Regions from separate parts of the Homo sapiens genome. Here all the other regions are linked to region 1. A link is an interaction called in ENCODE POLR2A ChIA-PET data of the cell type or tissue named here. Cell type or tissue: A673. All regions are shown on one strand. Region 1 overlaps NT5C2 (5'-nucleotidase, cytosolic II). Region 2 has its middle 22 kb from the start of INA. Region 3 overlaps LOC105378457 (a long non-coding RNA gene).

What was found. Peaks named below come from ENCODE experiments on the same cell type or tissue, not always from the same donor. Only the 100,000 strongest peaks of a DNase experiment are listed, where the experiment ranks them.
Region 2: POLR2A ChIA-PET joins it to region 1 with 11 read pairs; 5 of 35 experiments call an interaction of 5 or more read pairs at or near these places.
Region 3: POLR2A ChIA-PET joins it to region 1 with 18 read pairs; 2 of 35 experiments call an interaction of 5 or more read pairs at or near these places.

Annotation. Positions count from the first base shown.
Region 1 is chr10:103,153,169-103,155,668 of GRCh38, reverse strand. All of the region lies in intron 3 of NT5C2 (5'-nucleotidase, cytosolic II), which reads left to right. Among named protein-coding and RNA genes, the nearest start is that of NT5C2, 39 kb to the left of the region's middle. In A673, no CTCF peak of the experiment used is centred here; DNase peaks (open chromatin) are centred at 1,058, 2,028 and 2,258; H3K4me3 peaks cover 1,124 bases; H3K27ac peaks cover 2,493 bases.
Region 2 is chr10:103,297,806-103,300,305 of GRCh38, reverse strand. No RefSeq gene overlaps it. Among named protein-coding and RNA genes, the nearest start is that of INA, 22 kb to the right of the region's middle. In A673, no CTCF peak of the experiment used is centred here; no DNase peak of the experiment used is centred here.
Region 3 is chr10:101,767,518-101,770,017 of GRCh38, reverse strand. The region is part of intron 1 of LOC105378457 (a long non-coding RNA gene); the gene reads right to left. Among named protein-coding and RNA genes, the nearest start is that of FGF8, 7.3 kb to the left of the region's middle. RefSeq lists enhancers at 1,382-2,500, 2,349-2,500. In A673, no CTCF peak of the experiment used is centred here; no DNase peak of the experiment used is centred here.

The DNA.
Region 1 (2,500 bases):
CACCTAGGCTGGAGTGCAGTGGTGTGATCATGGCTCACTGCAGCCTTGACCTCCCGGGCTCATAGCTTTGTTTTTATTCACACATCATGATGTTTATGTCATTTTGCTTTTTGTTCATGGTTCCTCTTCTGTTGGAGACCTCTTCTTTTCCTCTTAGCCTGCTGCTAATACTTTTAGCCTGGTGATTAAGAGCTTGGGGCTAGGGTTGGCATTTTGGATTGTTCCATTTCTTTAGAATCCCAGCATTTAAGTTTTGTAAATTTTAATTTTGTAATCTTTTAAACTGGAATAACTTTACCTCATAGAGTTATTGCAAAGATTAGATGAGGTAATAAATAAAGAGCTTAGCACAGTGTCAGTTTTTAAAAAACAGTATCTCATCCTATCTCTAAGACTCAGCCAAGAGGATCTATATGTCCCTCTCTGTTGTGCGTATCTCTAATACTACTATTAACACACTACTTCATAGCTACTTTTGAATGGACCTTCTCACTAGCTTCTTAAAATCAAGGACTTCCAAGTTTATCTTTGTATCACTGGTATCTGGCACACAGACATTCAGTAAATATTTGTTTAATGTATGCATGGAGTTTGAAAGAGCTAATCATCTTTAGACAATGCCTTACCTTTTGCACAGGAAGCTTCTGTAAGTGTGTACCCTCAGTTCAAGTGATAATTTTTGTTTTCCTTTCTCTTTGCCAATAGTAAAGTCTTAAAATAGTAATTACATTTATTTCCACTGCACTGAGCTGTGATACCACAAGCTGAAAATCTAGGGAATCCATGGGAAGTTGGCACCCTTAAGGATTAGATCATTTTTCCATATTCAATTTGTATTCTTGTAGTTATGGAATTTGCTTTGAGGATAGTCAATGGAAATCCTTCATATTTGTGTAAAACTTGAGATTTAGATTTTTTAAAAAAGTATTTCCCATGAGATATATTAATGAGGCAATGCCTGATAATCCAGTTGCTTTTCCTGTTCCCCTACCCTCAGTAATAGTTCTTGGAGCGCTTACATGTGACAGACAACATCCCTACCAGATGTTATCTTCCCTTTTATAGATTAAAACGCTCAGGCTTAGGTTAAGTAACTTATTCAAAGTTCCAAAGCCAGAAAGTGGAGGAGCTGGAATTTAAGCCTTAGTTCTTCTAGTGCCCATTCTCTTTCCATTACACCATACTGCTTTTCTAAATAAACTGAAAATAATTTTCTTTTGTTTTTTCTTTTTTATTTTTTCTACCTTAAAGTCTTTTATCCCTTAATTTTATTTTGAATTTATAGTATTTAGTAGTGCTTTTAATTACTTAGTAACTATTTAAACATTTTAATAACAAAAAGAAACCTTTATGGTAAGATATTTAGGTAATATTTAAAGGGATAAAGCTTTTAAAAATTTTAAGCCTTAATTCAAGTAGTAGTTCTTTAAGGTATATGTATTTTATTTTTAATTTGAATCACCGTGAGGAGGATTTGCCATCTCAATGTTCTTAGACTTTAGCAGACTTATTTATTTCTTCCCCTGTTGCATAATCCCTATGCATTATATTGGTCGGGAGGCAGGAATGTTACAGATTCTTTTTTTTCAAAGCTCAGTTTGCTCTGAGATTTGGAATTAACCTTTAGAATGTTCTGGATTTATCCCCCATATGCCAAAGATCTGTAAATATCTTTTCACATGAGCTGAAATTTTCAGGCGATTAAGTGAAATATTTGTGAACGCAGATGTTTTGTTTAAAAGCAGTTAATGAAGTCAGAAAAAAAAATACCTCGCTGTGGAAATACTTTAGGTTCCTCCTGTAATATGATCTGCACATACTTCCTTCTCTTGTAATTCACATTGTTTATTTTCTGAGGGAGGAAATAACTACACTAATAATTAAAACATAAAATTATTTATCCTGTGTTTTTTGCTCCCAGAGTAAACTAAAAATGATTTTGACCGACCAGGGCTGCTTGATTCTGTGAAACTCACATTGTTTGCGTACTGTTGGAGGGCCTCATTAGGGGGTAAATTTGCTTTTTCTGTGTTTGCCAGTAACGATTCCTGTCTCTTACAGGAACTTGCCATTTGGATTGTCTCCTTCCTTAACTGGCCAGCCTTAAACAGTTCAGGCCATTAGTTATTTTTCCTAGTCTTGAAATTTTTAAAAAAATTATTCTTAAGTTTTCAAGTATTTAAAGCTGAGGATATTGGTCACTGAGATATTGCCTAGTTAGGGTTCGGCATTGTGCCCAAATTTGTTGGGCCTCTCAGGGCCTGAGTTCTCTGTGCTTTAACAAATGAGCTACAGTTCTCAAGAGATCAGTGAAGCTTGTTTGTTGATCCTGTATTCTCATCCAGAGGAAGTAGATCTTTGAGAATGTCTAAGGAAGGGTAAGTGATTTTATTATTCTTTCTCTTTCATTTTTCTCAGTGAAGAGGTATCATCTGCATGAATTAAAAGATTAATAAGCAGTGCTACCAGTCCGAGAGTGGAGGTAGAGGCAGAGATTGAA
Region 2 (2,500 bases), 140 kb before region 1:
CCCGGGTTACAGAGGCAGATCCTGTCTCAAAAAATAAAAATAAAAATTAGCTAGTTGTGCCGGGCGAGGTGGCTCACTCCTGTAATCCCAGCACTTTGGGAGGCCAAGGTGGGCGGATCACGAGGTCAGGAGATCAAGACCATCCTGGCTAACACGGTGAAACCCCATCTCTACTAAAAATACAAAAAATTAGCCGGGCATAGTGGCAGGCGCCTGTAGTCCCAGCTACTCAGGAGGCTGAGGCAGGAGAATGGCGTGAACCAGGGAGGCGGAGCTTGCAGTGAGCGGAGATCACGCCACTGCACTCCAGCCTGGGCGACAGAGCAAGACTCCGTTTAAAAAAAAAAAAAATTAGCTAGTCGTGGTTGTGTGCTCCTCTGATCCCAGCTACTTGGGAGGCTGAAGCAAGGAGATTGCTTGAGCCCAGGAGGTCAAGGCTGCAGTGAGCTACAATCATGCCACTGCACTGCACACTCCAGCCTGGGTGACAAAGTGAGACTCTGTCTCCTTAAAAAAAAAAAAAAAAAAAAAAACGCCCAGTCTTTTGTTGTTGTTGTTGTTGTTGTTGGTCTCGAACTCCTGACCCTCATGATCCGCCTGCCTCAGCCTCCCAAAGTGCTGGGATTACAGGCATGAGCCACCACACCCAGCTTTTTTTTTTTTTTTTTTTTTTTTTTTGAGATAAGGTCTCCCTCTGTTTCCCAGGCTGGAGTGCCGTGGCATGATCTCAGCTCACTGCAGGCTCCATCTTCCCCGCTCAAGGAATCCTCCCCCACCTCAGCCTCCTGAGTAACTGGGACTACAGGTGCCTGCCACCATGCCTGGCTAATTTTTGTATTTTTAGTGGAGTTGGGGTTTCTGTCCACCTCAGCATCCCAAAGTGCTGGGGTTACAGTCATGAGCCACCATGTCAGGCTCAAATGCCCAGTCTTGATTCACTCTGATTCCCCCACTTACCTGTTCTCACTTTATCTCTGCTGAAGGTGCACAAGGCCCGGATACATGTGTTAGTCTTATTGTCACCACCAGCACCATGCATTTAGTTTAGCTGAGATGAAGGTTTTTTATTTTATTAATTTTTTTTTGACACAGAGTCTCACTCTGTCTCCCAAGCTGGAGTGCAGTGGCTCGATCTCAGCTCACTGCAACCTCTGCCGCCTAGGTTCAAGCAATTCTCCTGCCTCAGCCTCCTAAAGTGCTGAAATTACAGGCATGAGCCACTGCGCCTGGTTGAAAGTTTTTTCAAAAGGAGTTTTTACTAGGAACAGAAACAGAAACAAAACTAGATACCCAAATCTGCACAAAAGTTTGCAATAGAGCATATGAAGTACAGATTCTAGAGCCTAACTTCAATGGCTAAAGAAAGATTTGTTTGATTGGGACAATTTGCAGGTCCTTTTGTTTTTGCCTAATCCCTATCTGAGGTAATATTAAGCAAAGATGCCCAGAGGAATAGTTCATGGTAGTTTTATTTTTTTTTTTAATTTTTTTTTTTTTTTTTGAAACAGAGTCTCATTCTGTCACCCAGGCTAAAGTGCAGTGGCACAATCTCAGCCGGCTGCAGCCTCTGCCTCCCAGGTTCAAGGAATTCTCCTGCCTCAGCCTCCCGAGTAGCTGGGACTACAGGCACTCACCACCACACCCGGCTAATTTTTGTATTTTTAGTAGAAACGGGGTTTCACTATGTTGGCCAGGCTGCTCTCAAACTCCTGACCTCAGGTGATCTGCCCTCCTTGGCCTCCCAAAATGCTGGGATTACAGGCATGAGCCACTGTGCCTGGCCATTCGTGGTAGTTTTAATTTGGCAGAATGAGTGCTTAGCAGTTTTCTCGTTTCTCCTTTAATGCCATCCCGTTTTCTCTGTAATATAGATCTCAGCCATTCCCGCTGACCTTGGGCGTCACTCTCCTTCCTCTGCACTGCCTTTCTCTGCTGCTTCAGTCAGATGCATTCTTACCTAGTTTCAACAGTTCTTCCTTTGGACTCCAAGCTAACACCGACCTGGACATACTCTATCCCCTCTCCTACAGAGACTTGGTTTAGGATTCCTGAAAGTAACACCTTGGACCCATGTATTTGTCCAATTCAGCTTGTCCAAAGTGTGTACCCTATTATCCACTCTTAGATAAGTGTTCTTATAATTTCACCAGGAGATATTTACTCATCAGATGTATTTGTAACTCACTGTTAAAATTTTTATTCTGTTTTTTCTTTTCTTTAAAACTCGCAGCTGGGTGCAGTGGCTCATGCCTGTAATCCCAGCACTTTGGGTGGCCGAGGTGGGCGGATCACAAGGTCAGGAGTTTGAGACCAGCCTGGCCAATATGACAAAACCCCATCTCTACTAAAAATACAAAAGTTAGCCGGGCGTGGTGGCGTGTGCCTGTAATCCCAGCTACTCAGGAGGCTGAGGCAGGAGAATTGCTTGAACCCGGGAGGCGGAGGTTTCAGTGAGCTGAGATTGCACCACTGCACTCCAGCCTGGGTGACAGAGTGAGAC
Region 3 (2,500 bases), 1.4 Mb after region 1:
CTTTCTCTAGCCTGTGCTGCTGAGGCCCCAGTACCTCCAGGGCCAGTTGGCTGGGCAGCCAGGGACTCCACTGCACCCCCAGGTGGGGCAGGGAGGAAAGGACTGTGACATAGGGCAGTCCTCTTAGAAGTGGGTATCAGACTGGTGGCTATTAAATGATTGAAATATTTATTTAACTTGCATATTAAAAATGTGTGCTGGAGAGTGAGTCCTGCCGGGGTCAGCCCCTCCCTCCAACCTTGCCCCAGCTGGTGGGCGGCTGGGAGACGCAGATGACCAGGTGCCAGCTCTGACCACAGCCTCCCTCCAGCCTAAAGACACCTGCCTGTCAACCATCCCCATCACTGTCACTTGAGGGGTTTTCCTGCAAGGACAGAAGCAGGGAAAGGGGCAAGAAGAGGCTCTTAGCTAGTCCTTGGAGCTCTCAGATGTGTACCTCCTAGCACTTTACAGAGGTCATTGCTAACACTTCCCCAGGCCACCTCAGGGCCAGAAATAATGGATGTGCTAGGGCTAGAGCTGTAATCATGGATTTAATCCTCTTAAAAAGTGCTTCTCTGAGTGCCTAGGTCCATGTGGGAGACAGGTTGGAGATTCCAGAACTTGCTCTTTCTGAGACTCAGGCTCCAGAAAATGAAAGAAAAGAGCAGCTGCCAGGGTCCAAGGTGGGGGCATATTGGAGGGGGACCACCAAGACTGGTGTTGACAATGGTGATGTGGGACAAGTGTTAACCTTGGGTGATATGGTGAGATAGCTGTGGGCAGAAAGCACTGAGCTGAGGTGCGGTGAGGAGCCTGGGGAACTGTCTTCCAGGAAGAGGCTGCCCACCTCGGAGGATGGGCCTGGCGGGAGAGGAGCTGGGCACCGGATGGCACCAGAAGGGAAGCTCATAGGCCTAGCGCAGAACTAAAGGCAGTCATAGCCTTGGGGAGAAGCAGGAGGCCGTATGTGGAGGGAGGGAGGGCTGCTGTGGGAGTGGTGGAGCAGGTCATGGTGTGGGCAGAGAAGGGAATGGGCAAGGGTGCAGGTGTGTGTTTGCGTGTGGACTGGTGAGACTGGTGTCCTGCCACACCGAGGGAGAGCCCAGGCCCCACGGCAGTTTCCTGAGTGCAGAGCTGGCCCAGGCTTCATCGCTGAGGCCTCCCATTAGGGCTGCTCCTGCTTCCTTCCTTGTGGATGCCCTGGGCTGGTCCCACAGCCCAGCTACTGAGCCAGTCTAGAAACCTCGCTCCTCTAGGACTCTGTCCATTGGCATCTCCTGGGGTAGGGAGCAACCCAAGGCTTCCTCCCACAGTTTCAGGCCCAAGTCCCAGGTTTAGCCCACCCCGGCAGATCAGGAATTTCGAGGCTTAGTGGGAAGCCCGGCAGTAAAGGCTGGCCTGTCCAGCCACCTCTCGTGGCCTGCCACAGGCGGTGAGGGGCTCTGGAGAGAGTGGGTTTCTGCTGGTGCGTAGACACTGGATGTAGCGAAGGGGCCCTAGATGTCTCTCTTCCAGTTCCCCCAGCTCTTAGCGCCTCCTCCTCTGCTCCCTTCCCCCTTTAATTAATTCTGGGTAAGCAGCCTGGCTTTATTGTGCAAGGAGCTGGGGTCTCACTGTGGGAAAAGTCACACCTTCTGAGCAGCTTCTGATGCCATGCAAATGAAGGGACCGTCCAGGAAACGCTTTCATCTGCACGGTCTCCTGTCCAGCCCCTAGCCCAGTAATTACCCACATTTCATTTGTTTGAGAGCAATTCCTGGGGGAAGGCACTGAGTAGGAGGGAGTCTGGGGCAGGGGGTGGAATGTCAGGCTCTCTGCCTGTGATCCTGGCCACAACGTGGGGCCAGGCTGGGCCGAGGCTGGTCACTGGCTAAAGCTAATCCTCATGCCCCCAGGTTGGGGAGGCCTGAGTCCTCCAGGGTGGTGGCAATGGGATTGTGCCATGTTTACATCTTGGAAGAAGAAGGGAGCTCTCCAGAGAGCCAGACCTGCCTTCTAGAAAGAGACACCTGAATAGGGAAAGGTGAGGTGGAGGGGGACAGAAGGGTGGGACCTGGTCCTTGAGGTTGCCTGCAGCTTTGGGAAGAGGTTGACTCCCAGTAGGACCCCAGGCCAGGGACCCATGGGAGCTGCGCCCAGAGCACTGGGGCTAGGCCAGGCTAGAGCACCCATCAACTTGTTTATCTTTGAGCCGCTGCCTCCACAGAGCCCTCACTAACGGGGTTTTACAGCCCACTCAAGCTGCAACTGGCCAAGAATCAATCATTACCGGCACTTAGTGGTTTGATAGTTAACAGCCTGAACTGAAGCCAAACTGGTTGTTAACTGTGATAACAACTGATTTCAAGGGGTTATTGCCGGCCCAATATGCTCAGCCCATTTATTTCGGGGAAAACAAGCAGGGAGCTGTTGCAAGGCCCAGAAAATGGAGGAGGACTGGGCTTCTCTCAGCCAAAAGGCCCCCTGCCACTCCGTCCCAGAGTTGGTGCTGGCTGCGAGGGCCTAGGGGCGGGCTGAG